Linked DNA regions of Homo sapiens: region 2 is linked to region 1. A link is an interaction called in ENCODE POLR2A ChIA-PET data of the cell type or tissue named here. Cell type or tissue: GM12878. All regions are shown on one strand. Each heading gives the region's core, and the rest is flanking DNA. Links, peaks and the distances in the headings are about the cores only.

Region 1 (5,385 bases), core at 127-5,126:
GTTATTTGCTTATGGTTGAGACATCACTGGATCCTTTGATGGAGTCATACCAAAACCACAACATGTCATGAGCATGCTTGAGAGTGCTAATCTATTCCTTGTTTGTCAGACCAGTACATTACAGTTGGTTCATTTCTTCCCCCGTGTGACTGAGTTTCTTGAGGGCGCGGTCTAGCTTCCATCTTTGTATGTGTAGCACCTGGTACATAGAGAACAGGCTCCCAGAATTGGATGGATTTGCTCATGGTCTTATCACTGCACAGAATGCCCTTATTTTCTTCCATTCATTCTATGAGATCTCAATTAAAATGTCAGTACTCTTGTGGAACTCCCCTCTCCATGCCCTCTACTGAAATGCATTGCCACTCTAGTTGTGATGTGGGAGTGCCTTGTTTATGCCTCTATTTATGACACCTTCATGGTGTCACATGTTATAGGGTTAGTTGCGGCTGTGTCTGTTTTACCTTGTGTGTCTTGGTCAGTTAGTGTTATTTACTTAAGCTTTGGATCTTTGATACATAGCGTAGTGCCTTTCACATAGTATGTACTCAAATATTGGAAGTTACTCATCCCAAACCATAGTGTTTAAAATTGGGGTTTTTTAAAAATGTCAAGCCCTTAAAGTTGATCATTTATTTGTCAATGTAAATAGAATAGTAATTTGTTTTCAAAAAGATGAGGTCTTGCTGTGGTGCTCAGGCTGGAGTGCAGTGGCTGTTCACAGGCGTGATAATTGTGTGTTACAGCCTCAAAGTCCAGGGCTCGAGTGATCTTCTCACTTCAGCCTCCTGAGTAGCTGAGACTAGGCGTGCACCACCGTTTCTGACAGGATTTTAATTTTTAAGTAGGTTTTTAACCCACAGCCACGAGAGCTAATTTTAACTACATTGTTAGAGGTAGTAACAGTTATATAACTAATCAAAACCAGTGTGATATCCAAGTACTTTTTTTTTTTTTTTTTTTTGCTATTTAATTTTGAGATACCATTTTTTGGAGGGGTGTCCTGATTTATTTTATTTATTTTATTTATTTATTTTTATTTTTTATTTTTTTAGATAAGGTCTTGCTCTTGCCCAGGCTGGAATGTAATGGCATGGTCGCAGCTCACTGCAGCCTCCGTCTTCTGGGCTCAAGCAATCCTCCTTCCTCAGCCTCCTGAGTAGCTGGGACTACAGGTGTGTGCCACCACTCCCAGCTAATTTTTAAATTTTGTGTAGAGATGGGGTCTCCCTGCATTGCCCAGGTTGGTCTCTCAAACTCCTGGGTTCAAGCAGTCCTCCCACCTTGGCCTCCCAAAGTGTTGGGATTATAGGCGTAAGCCACTGTGCCCGGCTGTTTTTTGTTTTGTTTTGTTTTGTGTTTTAATTGAACGGACTGAAGTTTACTTTCTAACTAGGTTAGCCCTCCATTCATACAAAATTATGAGCCCAAATGTCTTGGGGAGAGTACAGGAGAGGCCAGATCTTAAAAGCCAGGAGTGGAATTAGGTTTGAGCATATGTAGCAATATGGAAACAAAGAGTGAGTCAATTTATAAGCATACCAATCTTCTTGGAGACAAAAGTTTGAATTGCTCACGTGTCCATTTTTTTTCTGGAATCCCTGAAGAAATTTTGAGATACTGAGTACTAGAAAACCCTCTTTGATGAGGGTTGTATACTTTATTTTTAAACAGTATCAACACCGTTGAGGCCCTTCAAGTCTTTGCAGTCAAAAGCCATACACTTTTTCTTTGAGTGAGCCTTTACTTTAAGGTATGTAGTAGAATAATATAGGTATCTGAAAAAGAACTTGGTTCATGACATCCACTCATTCATTTATGCACTTAGCAAATATTCATTGATTGCCAAATACGCATCAGACACTGAGCTAGGTGCTAGGTACTAGGTAAACAAAATTCCCTGCCTTCATGGAGCTTAGCTTGTGGTGGTGGAAAGAAGCCCTCAGCCTGAATACTCAACTTATGTCTGCCGTTTATTCCTTAACACATTAAACTATAGGTAATAGCATATGTTAGTCTAATCTTTGTTTAGCAAAGCTATTTCTTGTTCTGGAATATAAGTACAGTTACAGCAGAATAAGTACCAAGGCAAGATTGGAGAATGACCGGTTGTGAACAGGGACTTAGGAATATGTGTAGCATAGGATTTTATTTTAGAGTTGTTAAAATCAGATCAACAGAGCATGTTTTTATGGGCCATCTGACAAGACTAGAGGTAGCTTTGGAACCTCTTATTCCCTGGAATGCAAACATGTATTTGCATTTCATCCACTGTCAGTATGAGGAGACAAAAACGAAGTCAGGATTTTGGAGCTGGAATGGATCTTAAATACTATGTAGTCCAAACGTTTGGTTTTACAGATGCACTTTTTCCAGAGTGCTGTCATCTCATATACTTTTTTCTTCATACAGGTTTTTAATGTAACTCACTCAGATCGTTGGTGATAGACTCTCTCTTAAAACTTATTTATCCTAATCTTTTTTTTTTTTTTTTTTTTAAGAGACAGGGTTTTGCTCTGCTGTCCAGGCACACAATAGCTCACTGTAACCTCCAACTCCTGGAGTCAAGTGATCCTCCTGCCTCAGCCTCTCAGGTAGCTGGGACTGCACTACTAGTGCACTAAGCTAATTTTTAAATTTTTTTTGTAGAGACAGGGTCTTGCTGTGTTGCCCGGGCTGCTCTCTTAACTCCTGGCCTCAAGTAATCCTCTTGCCTTGGCTTCCCAAAGTGCTGGGATTACAGGCGTGAGCCACCATGCTTAGCTGATTTGCCCTAATCCTCTGCTGACATTCTGATATCGGACAACTAAAATTATAACATTGGGCAGCTATTTTGTATGATATATAGGGTAGTGGTTCTTAAGCTTATTGGTGAGTAACCTTCACTTGGGAAGCTTATTTTTAAAAATGTAGACCTTCATTACTTTCCTCCTGAGATTTTGAATCAGTACCTTTGAGAGAGGGTCCAGTAAATCTTTGTTTTGAATGAACTGATGGTTTTGAAGCAGGTGACCTGGAGGACTGCATGTAGAACACAGTGATGTCAAGGAGTAAAGGAGAGAACAGAAGTGAGATTAGCACTAATCACCTCTAATGCCTTATTTCCAGTAAAGTTTAGAGAAGAGGAAAAGCTACTTGGCTTGCTCCTTTGAAGGTTTTGTTTCCCTCTTAACACAGAAATTAAAAGGTAGAGGAGAGATGCTGAATGATGCTTTTTTTCTTCTTAATCTTGGGGGGTCATTATGATTAAGTTATTGAATCCATATCACCGTATGACAGCACATGATGAAAGAAAATCAAATGTTTGTTTCAATCAAAGTGAAACAAAATGAGAATAACTATTTGGGCAAAACACTTTTATCACTGCTAAGATATTACTAGAACTGAGCAGAGAAATACTCAGAGAGAGCCATGGCATAGTACTAATTAATAATGGGGTACCATTTAGCAACTGGAATATTCTCCGATGATGCCTGTTTAATTACCCATAGGTGCTAAGTGAATGTTAAAAATTACGGTGCTGGTTGAGTAGGCCGAGTAGAATTTGTGTTAGGGCACATCCCATGGAGATCTTTTTTACTGCTTAATTTTTTGGAGTTACCTCAGTAACTTAACAGGCAGGAATATGGTTTTAATGGAAAGGAAACCATTTGCCTTTAACAGCATTAGTCCCGCTAAGAGAAAGTTTTTGCTTGTCTAGTTTATTACAGGTCTTTGACTTTGTCAGTATATGGCAAATTTAGTATAAAAGATGATTAATTATCAAGGCTGATGAAATATAGGCAGCTGAAAAGAAAATTCTTAGCAATTCATACCTTAGAAGGAACCCTGAAGGACAGGACGCCATAGAAATCCTGTTTTTTTAAAAAAGTAATTTCAAGTAAGTTTGCAAATGCAATGCTAGTAAAAAGTATATAGAGGTATGTCTTTCACACTATCTTGTTACTATTAGAATTTTTGTAGCCATGTGCAGAGGAGAGAAAAGGTGTTGGATTTTCTGCAGTTCTGATTCAGTTCTAAGAATTTGGTGTGAAAAGAATGTTTGCAAAGGAGCAGGCACAAAGGTGAGAACAGGAATACGAAACACAACATCTGTAAATGACTAAATTCAGAGGGAATTTAGTGGGGCATATCTCTTAAATGGTTTTGAATAATTTGGTGTTTTAACCAATGACTTAATTTAACTTAGTGGGTATACTGTTCCCAGTCCCATTACTGATTTTTATTCCTCTGTGATAACATACACCCAAATAAAGACTGCTATGTATTTGACTTTAAAACTATAAAGATGTAAAAAAGGTTCACTAAGCCAAACACCTTAGAAAATAGCCTCAGCTATTTGCTATGTTTATATTATACCTGCATAAAAGTATTTATGTATAGATGTACTTACCTTACACAGTAAGTACCTAAAATTTGTAAATTGAATACTTTTGAATGTAAGCAGTTGAAGTAAAACCTGTAGTGAGTTCTTCAGTCAGTCAACACTAAACCTGTTTTGTAAATTTGATGCTAGTATTATACTGGACTTTCTCAAAATGAAGTACACCTATATATGCATATAGTATATGAGCATGTGTATTTGTACAAAAGCCCTTCAAAAGGAGTTCAGCTTTTATAAACACCAAAACACTCTCTGCCTGTAAAATGTTTTTGCTGAAATTTGTATCATTAACTCTCAAATTTACATCTTCATGTTTGAGATACGCTTTTAGGACTGTCTATGCATGTAGACTTTGGTCAACTCTCTCCTCCTCCCTCAATAAATCAGTTAACTTAAAAAATATATTGTGACCATTTTTATAAAATACATGTTCATAAAACAGATCAACATATTTAGCTTATACAGAAATAAAATTAAGTCAATCCACTCACAAAGAATTTCTATTTTGTAAAAATGTAGCTTGTATTTCAGTATAATAAAATCTGATGTAAGAAACTGTTGAGTGGGTTAAGTGGTTATTCTTAGTATTATATCTACTTTTTTAGTGTCACAGTTATTTGAGGTGCTGGTGGAAGGGGAGGTGTAAAAACACACAAGTTTTTGCAGCCAGAAAATGAAAACATTTTCCATGTGCTGACTAAATGGCAGCTGTCACATATTTCCTTCCATTCCGAGTCAAACTAGGACCTTGAAATCTAACTTGAGATGTTCCATCAGGATTGGTTTGTACCACTACTGAGAATTAAATGAGTATCTAATGAAGTACCAATAATACACATAAGTCTATACACACATACTAACATTTCAGTCAAGATTCAGCACAGCAAACTGGGCTGTATTTGCAACTTTTAGACTGGCCTGGTTAAAAGTAATTTGAGAAATTAGTAGTACCAAGTTGTGAAGAAATTTGTAATTCTTCCCTGTTGCCCTCTCTTCCTTTA
Region 2 (5,385 bases), core at 206-5,205, 75 kb before region 1:
AAAAATGACATTTATAGCCATCGATTATTTTCTTTTCTGTTCCATTTTAGCTTAGCTTACAAGTGGTTATGGGTTAAGTGGCATGTAGCTTGATGAGAATGTTGATCAGATTAAAACAAGACCCACTCAGTTTTTTTTAAAGTAATCTTTTTGATAGAAATTTATTTTTGTATTATTTAATTATAACTTTTTAAAGAGGTGTTATGTTAAGATCAAGGACTTGCAGTCAGTCAGATCTGGGTTTGAGAATAATAAATTGTCATTTATTAACCATGTCAGAGTTTTTCTACCGAACTCTGGGGTAAATGGTGGGAAGGAACAGATTTGGGAGCACCAGCACCCCCAGGCCTCCCCTGGCCACCCCAAGGAGCAGGTGATCAATATCTCAGCATACCTCTACTTATTTGTGGCACCCCAGTGTGTCTTAGGCCTTAATGGGCTGTGAGGTGCATGACCTTAGGTAAGTTACTTCTCTGATTTTCAGTTTCCTTATCTGCAAAATGGAGACCTTAGGGAGTTAATGTGGGTATGAGAAATGTGCATAAAACATATTGCACGAGGTTGAGGCATATAGTATGTGCTAATAAATGGTAAGTTGCTGCTGCTATGGTTGTTAATAATTATAAAAAGCAAATGGAAAGGGCTTGAATTGAAAAAAAATTTAGATACACGGTTTTTTGCTTTATTAGCCTGCATTGTATTTTTCATTTTTTTTCTTTAATGCATCTTTCCAGGACAAAAAATAATATCCAAAGATATTTTGGCACTAACGGCGCTATCTGTAGCAAGAAAGTTGAGCAGTGTGAACTGTTGAGACTTCCAAGGAGACTTCAGACAACCAAGACAGTGTAAAGGAAAACAGAGAAAAAGACTTGTTAGACATTATTAAGGGCACGAAAGTTGAATTGAGCACAGTAAATGTACAAACAACAAAGCCACCCAACAGAAGTTCACTTAAAAGCTACAACTGGCGGGCCTCAAAGAGCTTTAGGACATGCTCCAAAGAAGAGGTAAATTTAATTGTAATTTGAATGTTGTTTGAAAGTAATTTTTAAAATTCCAGTAAGCTTTTTCTTTTTGCAAAAAATGTTTTTAGTACAAGTACTTGGGAGATATTGAATTAATGAAGAAAAAAATATCAGCTAATAAACACAGGGAGTCTAATAATTACTTGAGAAATGCTGTAATTGTATTATATTTAAATAACAAGAGGATATCTGTACACAATCCAGTGAAAGGAAGAGAGAAGTGATCTCATTGAGAATTCTACACTCTTACATACTTATTGGTGTTATTAACTGCTACTTAACTGCCTCTTTAAGCTGTTAATTAACAATATCATTTACATCTTGATTTGAAGGTAGCTTCATGTCTGTAAAGGACTCACTTATTTGAAATTTTCCATTTAAAAAATTTTTTCTGGAATAAAGTTTAGCACGTTGATTACAACTGCTCTGTATGACTTCCTGTGACCAATAACTATCCGTGCTTTCAGCTTTCCTGGCTTCCTCAGAGCATTGTAATTACTTGTGCTTGTCAAAAGAGTATTTAATTCTAAGTGCAATCAGTAATATCTTGGCATTGTGTTGTAGGTTAAATGGCAGTTTTTTTTTTTAATGATACATAATGATGTATTTCAGGGATGTCATTAATTCAAGTAGTAAGGTGTGTGGCTTTAGGATACCCATCACTGACTTCCCTTATCAGAACAAACAGATAATATAGGCTTCTGTTTTCCAGAATGATTTAACATTTTAATGGAACTTCTTGGTTTCTACATGGTATCAAAAATACCTCTGGAAAGTATAATTGGGTGGTAGAGTAAGCTAATTCAGACAATCAGTACCCATAATAGGTACTTCCTCCTCGTCCTACTCTTTAGAAACAAAACAGTTACATATAAGTATGTGGAAGTAAATAACACAAACATATAAATACATATCAAGAATGGCATTTTTAAGGCTACCAGACCTGTTTATGACCCCTCATGCCCTTTATTTTAATTTAATTAACTATTACAGAAATGGTAAAGTGAGTTGAATGCTTTGGAAAGAGTCAGTAAAGGTCACGTAAACAATTTCTTTCCAATTAGGCATGAGTGAGACAAATATACATACGCAGGAGCATCATACCCTTAGATTGCTTTGTAAGCTATCTCACATTCTTGCTCCACTTTTCCACTTAAACCAAAATTGAAAATATTGCAGGATGGGTGTGATGTATGTAAAATATATGCCTTAGAACCTTTTATCAGTGGTCCTGTGTTTAAAAAAGAGGCTTTGGTCCTACATCAAAAGACTGGTGAACAAGGTGCATCTGTTTTGAGTTTTTAAAAGGTGTCTTTTAATGATTTTTGCCTCCCCTCCCCGCTTTTCAAGGACTTCCAGGATGCATGGGATTAGATGAGTCATGATCTTTGCTTCATGAGGCACTGTCATCATAGCTTCATGCATAGCCTGCTTTTCTTTCTTTGTATTATATATTAAATCCCCATTGATATGGTTACCATAGTTACACTACCTCCCAAACTTAGTGGCATAAAACATTCACTCATTATGCTCACAGATTCTGTGGGTTAGCAGTTTGGCTGGAACACAGCGGGGAAGGCCAGTCTGTGCTCTATGATGTCTGGGTCCTCAGTTGGAAGACTTAGAAATCTGAGGCTGGAATCATCTGAAGTTTGCCCACTCATAGGTCTGGCAGTTGATGCCAGCTGTCAGCTGAGACCTTAGCTGAGGGTGTTAGCAGAAACACCTACATGTGGCTTTCTTTGTGGCCTGGGCTTTCTCACCGCATGGTGGCTGGGTTCCAGGGTGGGTGTCTCAAGAGAAAGTGAGCCAAGAGGAAGTTGTATTTTGTTTTGTTTTGTTTTGTTTTTGAGATGGAGTCTCGCTCTGTCACCCAGGCTGGAGTGCAGTGGCGCGGTCTTGGCTCACTGCTATCTCCACCTCCTGGGTTCAAGCAGTTCTCTGCCTCAGCCTCCCGAGTAGCTGGGATTACAGGTGCCTGCCACCATGCCTGGCAAATTTTTGTATTTTTAGTAGAGATGGGGTTTCACCATGTTGGCCAGGCTGGTCTTGAACTCCTGACTTTGTGATCCACCCTCCTCGGCCTCCCCAAGTGCTGGGATTACAGGCACGCCACCGTGCCTGGCCAGTTGTATTTTCTTTTTAATGACCTAGCCTTGTAATAAGATTGGACATTACCATGTTTACCCTCTTCCACATTGATTTTCCTAGGATATTTGTTTTTACCACAACCACTTCTGAGACACCGTCTTAACAAGGATAATGTCATTGATAGGAATGGAGTAATATACATTTGGCCCTCTGTATGCGTAGGTTCTGCATCCACAGATAACTTCTGATAACGTTTTTTAAGAAACACAGAAAAAAATACCAATTAAAAAATACAGTATAACAACTACTTATGTAGCATTTGTTATATTAGGTATTACAAGTAATCTAGAGATGATTTAAAAGTATTCTCGAGGGGCCTGGAGCAGTGGCTCATGCCTGTAATCCCAGCACTTTGGGAGGCCAAGGTGGGCAGATCACTTGAGGTTAGGAGCTGAGACCTACCTGATCGACATGGTGAAACCCTGTGTCTATCACAAAAATACAAAAATTAGCCGGGTGTGGTGGCATGGGACTGTAATCGCAGTTACTCGGGAGGCTGAGGTGGGAGAATCCCTTGAACCCGGGAGGTGGACAATGCAGTGAGCCGAGATTGTGCCAGTGCACTCCAGCATGGGCAACAGAGTGAGACCCTATCTCAAAATAAAAAAAAAAGTTATGAAGGGGAAAAGTATGTATTCATGAAATAGTTTTAATTACAGGATTGAATAGATTGTTAAAAGATACTTTTTTTTTTTTTGAGATGGAGTCTTGCTGTTTTTTGCCCAGGCTGGAGTGCAGTGGTGTGATCTCGGCTTACTGCAACCTCCGCCTTCTAGGTTGAAGCGATTCTCCTTCCTCAGCCTCCTGAGTAGCTGGGATTACAGGTGCACTCCACAATGCCTGGCTAATTTTTTTGGTTTTAGTAGAGATGGGGTTTCACCATGTTGACCAGGCTGGCCTCGAACTCCTGACCTCAGGTGATCCACCTGCCTCGGCCTCCTAAAGTGCTGGGATTACTGCCATGAGCCACCACGAAGCCCTGAAAGATACTTTAACAAGTTCTCATTACATTGTTAAAATCTATGAAGAAAGATCCTTGTATGTAAAAATTATCTTGTTCAATGACACAGGCTCCCTACAATTTTTATTAATTAGAACTTTATAAATTATAAAGCCAGAGACTATAACTATGAAGGAAATTATTGTTATGAAATGCATGATTCTGAAAAATGAATATTCACCTATGTTCTGTGCCTACTCTGATCAAATACATATATTAAAATTTGAAAATGAAGTTTACAAGTGGTTTATGAAAGAAATAACAATGATGTGGAATACGGTTAAAGCTTTATTCACAGATAACAGTTCTGAAAGTACATTTCATTTTAACTATTATATTTCCTTTTTTCTTTTTCTTTTTTTGAGACAGGGTGTTGCTCTGTGGCCCATTCTGGAGTGTGGTGGAACAATCATCACTCACTGCAGCCTCAACCTCCCAGGCTCAAGTGATCCTTCCACTCAACCTCTCAAGTAGCTGGGACTGTAGGCATGTGCCACCACTCCTGGCTAATTTTTTTTTTTCTTTTTGTGGAGATGGGGTTTTGCCATCTTGCCCAGGCTGGTCTTGAACTCTTGAGCTCAAGCGATCCTCCCTCCTTGGCCTCCCAGAGTGCTGGAATTACAGGCATGAGCCACCATGCTGAACCCCTTTTTTCATTCTTCTATTTTTCTTCCATTCCTATCAGATTTTAGATCTTCCATATATATCTCAATTAAGTCCTTAAAATCTTTCTCCAAGAACTTTAGGAATTTGGGAGCTTTAATTTGAATATTAGGTAATAGATCATAATACAGAAAGCCAGGCATAATAAAATATTAATTTGGGTCCCACTTATTGAGATGGCAGTTCTCAGTGAGTTTAAAAATGTCGCAAATAGCCAGGTATGGTGACAGATGCCTGTAGTCCAAGCTACTCAGGAAGATGATGTGGGAGGATTGCTTGAACCCAGGACTTCGAGGCCAGACTTCACGACATACTGAGATCCCATCTCTTAAAAAAAAAAAAAAAAAAGGAAACAATGTTGTATACAGTTTACTTTCTTTTCATAATAGGATGTTTTTATATTAACTTGCTCTAATTTATTTAGGAAGCTTTTAAAAGCTTTTTCTTATGAAAAATTTAAAATATACGCAAAGTACGCAAAATGGTACAGTGAACCCCTTTATACTGTCACCCAGCTTCAACAATGATCAACATTTTACTATT

Evidence for each region. Peaks named below come from ENCODE experiments on the same cell type or tissue, not always from the same donor. Only the 100,000 strongest peaks of a DNase experiment are listed, where the experiment ranks them.
Region 2: POLR2A ChIA-PET joins it to region 1 with 5 read pairs; 4 of 35 experiments call an interaction of 5 or more read pairs at or near these places.

The regions. Positions count from the first base shown.
Region 1 is chr13:52,695,971-52,701,355 of GRCh38, forward strand. SUGT1 (SGT1 assembly cochaperone of MIS12 kinetochore complex) reads left to right here. Exons shown (of 13, transcript NM_006704.5): 13 at 1-4,939. Among named protein-coding and RNA genes, the nearest start is that of CNMD, 41 kb to the right of the region's middle. In GM12878, for the core only: no CTCF peak of the experiment used is centred there; no DNase peak of the experiment used is centred there.
Region 2 is chr13:52,621,255-52,626,639 of GRCh38, forward strand. It overlaps a transcript of HNRNPA1L2 not described here. Among named protein-coding and RNA genes, the nearest start is that of HNRNPA1L2, 18 kb to the right of the region's middle. In GM12878, for the core only: no CTCF peak of the experiment used is centred there; a DNase peak (open chromatin) is centred at 2,827.